2 separate regions of the Mus musculus genome follow, and region 1 is linked to region 2. Evidence: chromatin loops called from intact Hi-C (ENCODE). Cell type or tissue: left cerebral cortex. All regions are shown on one strand. Each heading gives the region's core, and the rest is flanking DNA. Links, peaks and the distances in the headings are about the cores only.

Region 1 (5,752 bases), core at 190-5,189, 86 kb after region 2:
GATTTATTAGTTATGTCTTTTTAAATGAGATTAAATTGAAATGACTGTGCTGACCTCTATGCAGAAAAAACTCCTGCGGGAGCCAGAGGTTTGGCGGGAGGTGGTAGAGTTTTAGAGAAGCCTAAGCGTAGATTCCCAGACTCTGTGAACTTGGAAGCTGTGCCAGGTGAAGCCGCTCCGGCCTGGAAACCTGTGCATCCTCTGCCTCTGGCAAAATGGACAATCTTGAGATTCTCTCTCTCCGATCTACCTCCCCCCCCCCCCCCCGCTCCTGCTTTCTCCCAAGACGAATAGATTTGGTAATTTCTCAGACTATTAGTTTCTGACTTTCATTCCCTCTCGATTTTCTCTGACCTATCTATGCTGGGATTCATCGTCTGTAGACTCTGATCCACCTTGCAGGACATTCCAGGAGTCTATGTGTTAACTTTTCAGTTTGTGAAGGACTCTCCAGATGACTGTGGCCCCGCATTTAACAATTTTAGGAAGAAGCAGGATAGGCAATGTACAAGTCTTCCTTGGGATGATTGACCTCTCTTAGCCTTTTAATCTATTTAACATTCTAAAACCACACTGATGTGTAGAAATAAGCAAATGACGCTCTTCAGCTCTTAAGAGCTCTTCAGCATCAAATATTTGCTTTTGGCTCCCAAGCTCTGCATCCCCTTTGTAGCAGCTGTGTTCTGAGAGAGAACATGGATTTGGGGTGTGTTCTAAATATCAGTTCCCGCTTCACATTCTCCAGCCCCGGCCTTGTGTGCATGTATTTGTCCTGGGAAAGGTCACACTTCTTGGTCATACAGAGCCCGGTCATTTCCCTGCTCAAACACATCCTTGAATATTCGCCTTCTTCCTAGGGTTCTTTTCTGGAACTTTATATCCATTCTTTCCCAGAGTCTGCACCCAAAAACACCTGAGGAGGTTGTCCCATGCAAACTATGCCTTCTGAAAAAAAAACAGAGAGGAGGAGGCATTTCTTAGAGGAAGTGACTTTCTTCACTGCCTCTTCTACCTCAGAGAATGAAAGGCTTAGGTGTAGAAAATTATTTCAATACCAGGCCAGTAGGAAAAGAGTGAGAAGAACTCTTTGCATACCGGAGATACATGTGTGTGCATCCTGCCCCAGCCCCATACACAAGAGATTCTTGGAATTATAAGTTAATATCTATCTCTCTTATGGGGCATTTTTTTTCTAGATTTTCAAATGTTGGTTAGTGTTTTAGTCAGCAATGCAGCACAGTTTGTGAGGATTGTTGCTTAATTGTGAGGCTTTGTTTCCCTGTAGTTGGGTCTAGTACATCCTAACTGGAGTAAGTTTTAATCTTTGGAGGTGTGGTATGCTGAGAATGTTTGAACCATTCACACATTTCAAATCTTACACAAAGATGCTTAGCACAGCGGATGCTTAAAAGGTACTACTAGGAAATTCCTCCTCCTCCCTCTCTCTCCTTCTCCTTCTCTTTCTCCTCCTCCTCCCTCTCCCCCTTCTCCTTCTCTTTCTCCTCCTCCTCCCTCTCTCTCCTTCTCCTCTTTCTCCCCCTCCTCCCTCTCCCCCTTCTCCTTCTCTTTCTCCTCCTCCTTCCCCTTCTCTTTCTCCCCCTCCCCTTCTCTCTCTCTTTCTCCTCCTTCTCCTCTCTTCCTCCTCCTCCTCCTCCTCCTCCTCCTCCTCCTCCTCCTCCTCCTCCTCCTCCTCCTTTTTCTGTTTCATAGATTTCTGCAACTCTATACGGTGAGGGGAGAGGCAATGCTGTGGAATCATCTTGACAGACGGAGGGCCCTCCACTACCAGGGCATTTTACCTCACAGCAGCTGCTCTCCCCCTCTTTAATCAGTTGTTGGATAAAATAGCAAAAGGAGGGCTGGAGAGATGGCTCAGTGGTTATAAGCACTGGCTGATCTTCTTCTAGAGGTCCTGATCCCAGCAACCACATAGTGGCTCACAACCATCTGTAACGGGATCCGATGCCCTCTTCTAGTTTGTCTGAAGACAGCTAAAGTGTGCTCAGACATAAAATAAATAAATACATCTTTTTTAAAACATATTTTATCGCTTAGTGTCAAGTAGCAAGATATGAGATGCTCTATAAGTCTTTTAAAGTAAGGTTTTTCCATTGCTGGTGCTGTTGTTCCTGGTCTCTGGGGGAAAAGATTTTTCTTTTTCTCTTATGTTCATCCAGTAGTTTAAGTAGACACTATACATGCATTTTACATCTCTATACATATACATATACATACATATACATATTCAGTAAAATGGTTCTTCTCATTTAAAGCTGTTTAATTAAATGTGCCTGCACTCCTCTTCCTAAAAACTTAACAAGTAAGAGTTTAATTTTAAAAACTGGTTTATTTATTAACGATTCTAATCATTTTCATGCCTTCCAGTGGCATAAAAGTATTTGTTCTTACATGGTTTGTAAATTGTCAGAATCAAAATAGCTATACAGCATGCCAAACATTATTTGTCTAGATCTAAAATTCTTACTTTTGTTTCATCTTTTTGTTAAAGGTTTACTTTGTTATACTTTATTAAATGTGTGTATATATATATATGACTACTATAAATAAGTAAATTATATCATAGAATATATATGTATATGTATATATATGTGTATATATATAATTTGACTGGTATAACTATAGATTATAAAATACAGAATTCTTACTAAGTTTTACATAACAAAAGATCCAGGCTTTAGATCAATCACAGTTGGTGTTATGTACAGAGAAGATCACACTTAGTATAGGCTATGTATGGTGTTATGTATAGACAAGGAAGATGGACTCCAGACCACATTTTATGACCAGTACCTTGCACAGACTAATTTACTGTGCATGCTGAAAACCAACCACTAGCACTTCAGTTGAAGCCTTTAAAACAAGGTAGCCATACAGTATAAAAACATTGTAATAAGGCCCTTAAAAATAGCTTCACTCTGTTTTGAGGTCATCTTCAAATATTTACTGCACATTGTTAAAGTGGGATATTATTCTTTCTATTGGCAGCAGTTTAAACTACATACCAAAGCAGTCATTCTAGATAAGTGTTTGTTGATACTTTATTAAGGCAATTTCTCAAGGACTAAAGATTCACACATTCAATGTTGACAGCACTAACAAGAATGTCACTTTAGCTTTGGAACTTCTGAGAATGTTTCACTGCATACTTACCCTTATAGTTCATCCTGAGTCAGGATAGAACAGCCAGGAGAGCTGGAGCTTAAGGCGAGCCTTGAAGACAGACTGTGGTAGCCCCAGAGGACCTAAAGGAGGAAGGGCCCCCTAAGTAGACAGTATTAGAAAGAACAGTTTATCAGGTTATGGAAGGAGTAAGCTCACTTAAAGCTACAGTCTGATGACTTCAGGGGAGAAAGTATGGGTGGACGATTCCACATGACAGTGCTTCTTTTTCCCTTCAGGTTTTATATTTTAAAAATCAACTACAAGAGATAAACTTTGGCATTCAAACTCTCTCAAGTTGTGCTATTTAGTTTACTCTTCCATTGTCCTTTGGAGGGGAAAAAATCTTTCTCCTTATTCAAGGGGAGGTAAGAAAAATGTCCTGCAACAAAATGGAAAAAGAAAGAGAAAAAAAAATCCTCTATGTGTTTTCCTGCAGCTCTGGGAACCCCTTACCCAGCATAGGTGCCTGCCTTTGTGTTCTTGAGTAAATGGGTGTTTACCCTGAAGTCACATACCACACAAAGGGAACAACAAAAATAAAAATGTCCTTCGTGTTCTGTTTTTCAATCGTTTGTGTGGAGGAGGCTCTCTCTCGGCCTTTATCACTGCCAGTGAAAAGTCCCTCATTGGAGAGGCATTCCACTCACCCTGCTTCTGGGCACAGTGGGCTTCCATGGAAACTGCCTCTGGAGCCTACAGGCAAACACAGATATAAATGATGAGGCTAAATACTGCGCATTTTAGGTTTAGCTTTATCAAAGACAGGGATGAAGAAAGGTGTTTAAGACTCCTTGAAACTTATTGTTTCTGCTTGTCGTTTCTTGAACCAACCAAATCAACCAATAAATAAAGAAATTACAACAAACATATAAAACATTTTACTATCGACATCGATAAAACCAACCGAAGACAATTACTTGTAAGTTGGACGTACTTCAGTTAGGAAATAACTTAGAAATTACTCGGTTTAAGCATAGTCTCCCAAACTTCAAAATAGATATGTACTATGTAGTTAATACAATCTTCATGTCTGGTAAAACCATGGTTTTTACAGATGGCTTCAAAAATAATAGTTTCATTATCTCTAAGGTAATGAATGCGTTATATATTTTTCTGAGTTGATTTGAGATTTAAGGGAAATATACAAAAACCCTAGAGTTTCTTCTCCAGAATGTGTTTCTTGTATAATGGCTCCATCCTTAAATACAATTGGCTTATCCTTAAAATATCATTTTTTTGCTTTGTCACATGAAGCTCGAGGAAAGGAAAGCACCTCAGAAAACTTCCGTTTTTTTTTTTTTTTTTCTATTTCATCTTTTTAGCAAGCTCTCATTTAACTTAGAACTAACTCCACGTTTCTCCCCTTAGGTTTACGGCCATTCTTCTTCCAGCACGCCTCTCTCACGGTCCACATGAACTAAGAGCGATAAGGATCAGTGACTGACGTGTCCACCCTGGGCAGAGTGTCTTGATTGCTCATTTGCACTGCCGGCTCATTACACCGCATCAGGCTGTTCATACTGGACTATCCTAGATGGCTACAGCATCAAGACACACACATTCTGGGTCTGTACTTCAAACACAGTTGTTTCCTTGGTCGATGGAAGCAGGTGTTTTGCGTGATAGCTGCTTCTTTGGTTTTGTTGTTTGAACAAAATCACAATTTTATTCTTTTAATGTAAATACCACAAAGAAAGCAACAGTGTAATTACACACAGACGAGAGAGCAGACAAGCTGTTCTGAAAGTCATATACAGTTTTGGGATTTTAATCAAAGAAGGAGCAGATAAGGTCCCTCTGGACGGTTGCTCTATTGTATCTATTGTATCCTGTTTAAACAGAAGAGATTTTTCAGTTGGAATGTGGCTGTTTGTCATCTAAGCCATTTTTAATTTCTGGGGTTGCTGATCCCATAAGAGTTCAGGTGACTTAGAGAGTGGAGGGAAAAAAAGAATAAGAATAGAGTATATTTTTTGCTTTAGGATCAGACTGTTTCTTTGGTAATTGATATTTTCTATGAAAATTTGTTTCTAAAACTACTCGCTTTCAGTTCTGACTTCATTCATGAGAACTTCTGAGCCACGGGGGTGGGGGGGTGGGGGTGGGGAAATGTGGCAACCATGCCTGTGTATCAGGGATTGTTTCCAAGTGTGCTGGTCTTGAGTGAACTACTGGTGCATAGCACAGAGTGATGACAGAATCAGACATTTCTTTCAATAAACTCACCTCTACCCTGTATGCGTGTTCCCTTTAAGCCAAAGGATTAAGCTCCAAAACAACATTAGAAGGAGCAAATCAAATATAATATGGACCTAAACATACCATTCCTTATGCATTATGAACTGATCTTCCGTCAGTAAACCCGGCAGCAGCCCAGATGTTGGAACTCCAGGAGTCACACAGTATCGTTGGTAAGCCTTCCCTTGTAAATTTGCCTTTCTGGTTTCTTCTATAAGGATAAAATAAACACTACTCTGGTTCCAGAAATTTTAATCATTTGTTTTATGGACTAATAATAAAAGAACTAAACTTTCTCTTTTCAGGGTCCAGATTTTTGTTATTGCGATTA
Region 2 (5,752 bases), core at 243-5,242:
CCAGTCCAGATCACTTAAAAATCTCTTGGAAGACTCTCAAGCAAGTCCATCCCTACGAAAGGCCAAGCACTAAGCAGTGGCACGGAGCGCTGTCTCCTCGAGGCCCTGATAGCCCCGCAGACGTGAACGCCGGTCTCGCTAACTGGACCCAGACACCGCTTACCTTGTTTTCGCGGGCTCCAAGCTATCTCCACCTGGCTAGGCCCTATCTCCAGTGTATTCCCACAAACTGTGACATTTCTTTCCTCGTCTGCCTCTTGGCCTTTAGGACCCCAGCTCTATCCTAGTGGATGGCCGCACCATCCCGGGATCCCTTTCTCTCCCACTCAGGGCGCCTCTGTCCTGTAGCTTTCGCCACTTCTCTAAGCCCAGCCAATCCACCGCCCTCCAGCTGAGAGAACTGCTTCCCCTTCTCTTCGGCCCCAGAGCTCGGGGTTCCCAGGCTGGGGCGGGGGTGGGGAGCCGCTTTGGGATGCTAAACATCAAACAAGCCAAGCCTGGGGTTTCAGGCCCCGAAGCCACTAGAGCGGCTCTCCAGGGCTCTCGAGAAAGTCCTCGTGTTTACACGGCAGGGTTGGGTGGGGTGGGGGAGAGGAGCAAAGAGGAGGATGCTGTCTGCAAAATCCCCCCACTGCCTGAGCCATCGCGGCCTGGGTTGGGTGGGATACTTGTCAGGGGGCAGTTTCTAGGACATTTGTTCTATCGGCTCACTGGGAAAGCTTGCCCATCTTCCACCAGCTCAGTGCCAGGGCATCTCCAGAATGTTTATTTCTTTTCCTGGGAGGTCAGAACCGACCTGAGCCTGAGTTTTTGAAAGCCTTAAATAAGAGAAGACCTCTTCTAGATGCCGATCAGTTTGCAGATTGTGTGCTGGTAGGTGTCTCCAAACTGTGGGGACTTAAACCTTGAATCCAGCTCACCTTAAACCCAGCTCCTAGTTTCCTAAAGAGACACGCCCCAGTCAACATCCTAAGATTGCTTCTGTAGCTGACACACGTTCCCTAGGTAGGAGCTGGGAGAATCAGAGTGAATGATGACAAGAGAGGACCAAAGCCCAGTTTGTTGGGTCTCATTGCCAGGGCCCTCTGAGTTCACCTATCTCAGGGACAAGTAAACAGACTTCAAGCTAAACCGGCTGGGGAAGAATGTATTTGCTAGGAACTCCAACTAACCCAAGGAAGATAAGACAGAGTGCTACATTACCCTCATATTGTTACTCTTTTACAATGCAGAGAGCAAGGGCAGCTTGTGTCTAGAGCAGGCTAGGCCCTGTCCCTGTCTGGGCTTGTGCTGGCCAGTGGAACTGGTAGGGCTAAACTCAACCCTCACTTAGGAGTTGAACAGCAGCTGCCAACACCTGCCTCTCCTGAGCAAGAACAGCCTGCACTCCTTGTACGAACAGAAATAATTATGCTTTCCTGGTTTCATTTTTTCCCCCCAAAATGTGAGGTCTGCTAAGAGGAACCCCACACATACCCTGTAGGCTCTCAGGAGAGTCAACCAACTGTCCTTTCAGAATATCAGAGTACCTTCAAGCTATGAGAAGCCATATCCCAAAAGGCAGGACTGGTTTTCTCAGGAAGAGAAACCAGCTCCCATTACTAAGGCACGACAAGGTAGAAATTCCCTGGTCATCAGTGAAAAGACTGTCAGATTTAAGTCCATGCGTTTAAAAAAACAAAACAAAAACAAAACAAAACCCAACAACAAAACCAAACCAAACCCAAGATTCTGGGGGATAGATACAGTGGAGAAAAACTGAAAACAGAATGTGATAGAAGATGATGGAAAGAGGAGAGATGGGAGGTTAGCAGGGAAAAGATAGTTGAATATCTCAGTGAAGAGTGACCTTGTACTAAAAGCTCATCAATCGCCATAACAGACCCTTGCAGGCACCTGCATCTGCTGCCCACAGGCTGCCTTGCCTGTATCACTTTGCCAGGGGCGACCATACAAATCAACAACAGTTCACCCAAGGAGCTATAATTTTTGTCTCTGCCTTTAACTACTCTTCTACTCTGACTCCCGCCGCAACTGGGATGGTTTCCCCCAATATATGTATCTGATAAAAGTCAGAGGTGGGGATGAGGGCGGTTAAAATTATTTTGGTTTTGTTTTGGAGGATTAGTAGAAAGTTGGGGATAGGAGAAAGAATAATTGCTGAAACGGTTTATGCCTCTAGATATGGAATGTACTGGGATAAAGAAAGCTCAGTCCCCAATGTCTTGATAGAGAGAGGCATGCCTAAGCTGGCCACCAAGTCCACATGGAGACAATACACGAAGGAGAGTTCTTGGGGGTCAGGGGGAGCTGGTGATCCCCCCAGCAGGAGGAATCTCATTTGTTTGTTTGTTTGTTTGTTTAGAGTGTTGAAATAAAACCCAGAAATTCTTTACTTTTGGAAACCAGCAACCAAACAGAATCTAAGGGTGAGGAGTTTGGGTGAGAATTAGAAATACAGGTTTGGCATGCAAATGTACAAAAGCAATCTATGTACTAAAACTGATGGTTCCTTTGGAGTTATTTTAAGTGGGTGTCTCAGATGTGTAAAACCAGCTTTTGAGGCTCCCCCCCCAAACAAACACAAACAAAAATAAAGCAAAAACTAAACCAGGAAAGCTTGGCTCTTAAAAAAATAGCCCCCCTTTTTTTCTGTTTCTTCCTTTACTTCTCCCTCTAGTTTACTTTTCACTCTCTCTCTGAAATAGTCTCAGGACTGCTTAAGTTTTGGTTCCACTAACGTTCAAAACTGAGCGAAATTCCTTTTTCTTTTGGATAGAAACTCTGGAATTGACTTCCTTACCTGGGTCAGAATCCTGAGCTCAAACCCACGAATTTGGATCCCATCAGGTTTAATTCCAACCGCCTTCCCGAACCCATTAAAAGCCAAATCAAAACCAAACAAAAAGAAAAGGGTTTTAATCAGGAAAAAAACCATCTTTTTTAATTCGTATAATTTATTAGAAGCTTCTTAGGAACTATATTTAAGCCAAATATCTACATAAGTTACAACAGAAAAAAAAAAAGGATTGGTGCTGCAAATACCAAACTGCCAAATAATATACACAGGTTTGTCAATGCCCCTTGAAAAAGTGAGGGACTAGGGACTGGGACTGGGGTTCTTTTTACAACATAATGTACAGGTTACTAAAAACTAGGCATTTAGTCCAACTTTTAACAGCATTTTACAGCTACAAGTTCACATCAAACCTAAAACAATTTTCTGAAAGGCCAGCCTGGACTGAACCTGTAGGGCCAGAGGGCGCCTGGGAGGGGACACTTCCTTTGTGTCAGGTACAAATGGGTTATGCTGAAGACTTTCCTATCTCCAGCGTCTGTCCTCCCTTCTGAAACATACAAACAAACGAAAAATCCTGGTATTTACAAGCAAGCTCACTTTGCTGGCAGGGTGCATCCACAGAAAAGTTTTCCGTCTTTAGAGTTCAGGGCCATGGAAGCATAGAACAGGCTCCAAAACTGTGCCATGCCTAAGCTTGGGAACCCATTTGAACTACCAGAAAGACACCCCAAATTTGTTCTCTGTCCTTCTCTGTTTAAAGAATCCGTAAAGGGTTGAATTTGCTTGGCTGTTTCTATTTTCTTTTTATGTTAAAAAACAAAAAGTCTGCAAGTTTTAGATAGTAAAGAGAAAGGAAGGGGGGAAAGATGAAGGAAGAAGGAAACAGAAGAGGAGGGGGAGAAAGAAAAGAACGAGCGGGGACAAGAAGGAGGAAGAGGAGGAGGAGGAGGAGGAGGAGGAGGAGGAGGAGAAGAAGAAGAAGAAGAAGAAGAAGAAGAAGAAGAAGAAGAAGAAGAAGAAGAAGAAGAAGAAGAAGAAGAAGAAGAAGAAGAAGAAGTCGTCCAGCAGTTTGGTCTTTGTGTACTTTTCCTTGGTCTAAACATAAACAGATTCTTAAAAAAAGTAGAAGCGCGTGGAGCAGCGGGCGAATGGTGGTCTTTGCGGAAGGCAGAGGGGAAGCGTTGAGGTCGCGCGGGGCTCAAGCGCATCTCACGTCTCACCAGGTCCGACCATAAAGCAAGGTAGAACAAGACATGGCGCCATAGTCCGAGCCCGAGGAGTTCAGATGGGATAGGCTGGAGACCTGGCCCTGCAGCCCCGCGGGGCTGGCTGCGTGGTGCGCCAGGTCCGGGGACTGCCCTGCGCTGCCCGGCTGGTGGCCTGGGTGTGCTCCTAGACCCGCGCCACCGCTGCCCACTGAGATGGCCGCGGCAGCCGCTTGCGCCGCCTGCGCCTGCTGCTGAGCTTGTTGCTGCGCGTGGCTTTGCAGGCTTGCGGCTCCCGGGGCAGGGGCGCCCGCCTGGCAGGGTTTGCCGTCTTTGACTAGGACCGGCACGGCCACCCGGCGCGGCGACTGCTGCTGAGCTTGCTGCTGCTGCGGGCATCCCGCACCGCCACCGCCGCCTCCGCCGCCGCCGCTGTCCTGCTGCAGTTGTTGCTGCGCCGCCTTGTCCTTAGCCTGGCGCTTCATCTTGTAGCGGTGGTTCTGGAACCAGATCTTGACCTGCGTGGGTGTCAGGTGAATCATGCTGGCCAGATGCTCGCGCTCCGGCGCCGACAGGTACTTCTGTTGCTTGAAACGTCGCTCGAGCTCGTACACCTGCGCCTGGGAGAAGAGCACCCGGCGCTTCCGGCGGGGCGCACTGGGCAGCGGGGCCATGTTCTTGCTCACGTCCCCCAGCGAGCCCAGGCCGCCCATGCCACTCATATTCATGCCGCTCGCCGGGCCCATGAAGCGGGAGACTGTAAGCGACAAACGCACAGCGGTCGGCTGGGGCCGGGGCCGGGGCAACCCCGCTTTCTGTGCCCTTGGCCTGCCCGCCCCAACTTTCGACGGCATCCTCCTCACCTAGGCCGCCGCCTAGTGCTCTTTCCCAAAAGAGGCCCAGCTAGCGGGCCGTGCCGTCGAACTACTTAAGGGTTTAAAGTCTAGCTACTCCTCATTGGTATCAGTGTCCCTTTAGACCCAGAATGTGCAGTGAGGGAAAAGGGTTGCTTTGACTCCTTTCATGCCCAAGCCAGGTGGGAGACCCAAGGGTGCAGAGAGCTGGGGTCGGACGGTAGACCAAGTTCAGGAGCTTAACAAAAGGGAGTTTTCACTTACAAACGCCCCAGCTTCCAGGCGCTTGGCCTCTCTGGCTTTCTCTCTTGCGGGCTCTAGGTGAGGACAGCCACCCGCCCGACCCACGTAGAGCCTCCTCCAGAGCTGTGCGCCCTCCCAAGCCACCCAGAGGGAGACTTTTAGAAATCGAGGCAGCCCGACCGGGATGCATCCCAGCAGGGCGGCTCTCTCTACTCGCCCCTCCTGGTCCCTAACTCCTCTGGCCCGAGTTCCTAGCCTCCCTAGCCGAGTCCCGGGTGGGCCTTCCTTAGCTCCCTGAAGTCTTGAGCATCAAGTCTGTCCTTGGTGCCTGCGGTGGTCGGGTGCTAGCACCTGTCCGCAGGACCCCAGCTCTTCTAAGTACCTCCTTTGAAACCCTTGCCCAGCGGGGGGAAGAAAGTCCAGTGCCCTCACCCCACTCCTACACAAGGCTGTTCGGCTGCCCACCCCGATGCCCAGCGCCACCGGCGGGCGCCGCACCTCGCCGGCCGCGCCGACCGCGCCTCCGGTGCTTAGCCCGCGGCCCCGCGGCGGGGCGGCCTCACTTACTGGCGGGGAAGCGCGGGTCTGGGTTGGCGCCGTACCATCCGGGGCCCGAAGCGCTGTTCCGCATGGTGTCCTGGTAAGGCGGC

Evidence for each region. Hi-C counts contacts between places; a loop is a spot of excess contacts. Peaks named below come from ENCODE experiments on the same cell type or tissue, not always from the same donor. Only the 100,000 strongest peaks of a DNase experiment are listed, where the experiment ranks them.
Region 1: a loop joins it to region 2, with 2.3 times the contacts of the local background. A loop is called at or near these places in 7 of 42 quality-filtered maps.

What each region holds. Positions count from the first base shown.
Region 1 is chr12:56,614,924-56,620,675 of GRCm38, forward strand. Gm26973 (a long non-coding RNA gene) reads left to right here. Exons shown (of 6, transcript XR_872771.2): 4 at 4,552-4,749; 5 at 5,439-5,594. Among named protein-coding and RNA genes, the nearest start is that of Nkx2-9, 4.5 kb to the left of the region's middle. In left cerebral cortex, for the core only: no CTCF peak of the experiment used is centred there; no DNase peak of the experiment used is centred there.
Region 2 is chr12:56,529,019-56,534,770 of GRCm38, forward strand. Nkx2-1 (NK2 homeobox 1) reads right to left here. Exons shown (of 3, transcript NM_009385.3): 2 at 5,670-5,752; 3 at 2,917-4,762. The coding sequence ends at 4,017. It overlaps Sfta3-ps (surfactant associated 3, pseudogene), which reads right to left and starts at 402. Exons shown (of 7, transcript NR_045082.1): 1 at 1-402. In left cerebral cortex, for the core only: no CTCF peak of the experiment used is centred there; a DNase peak (open chromatin) is centred at 3,315.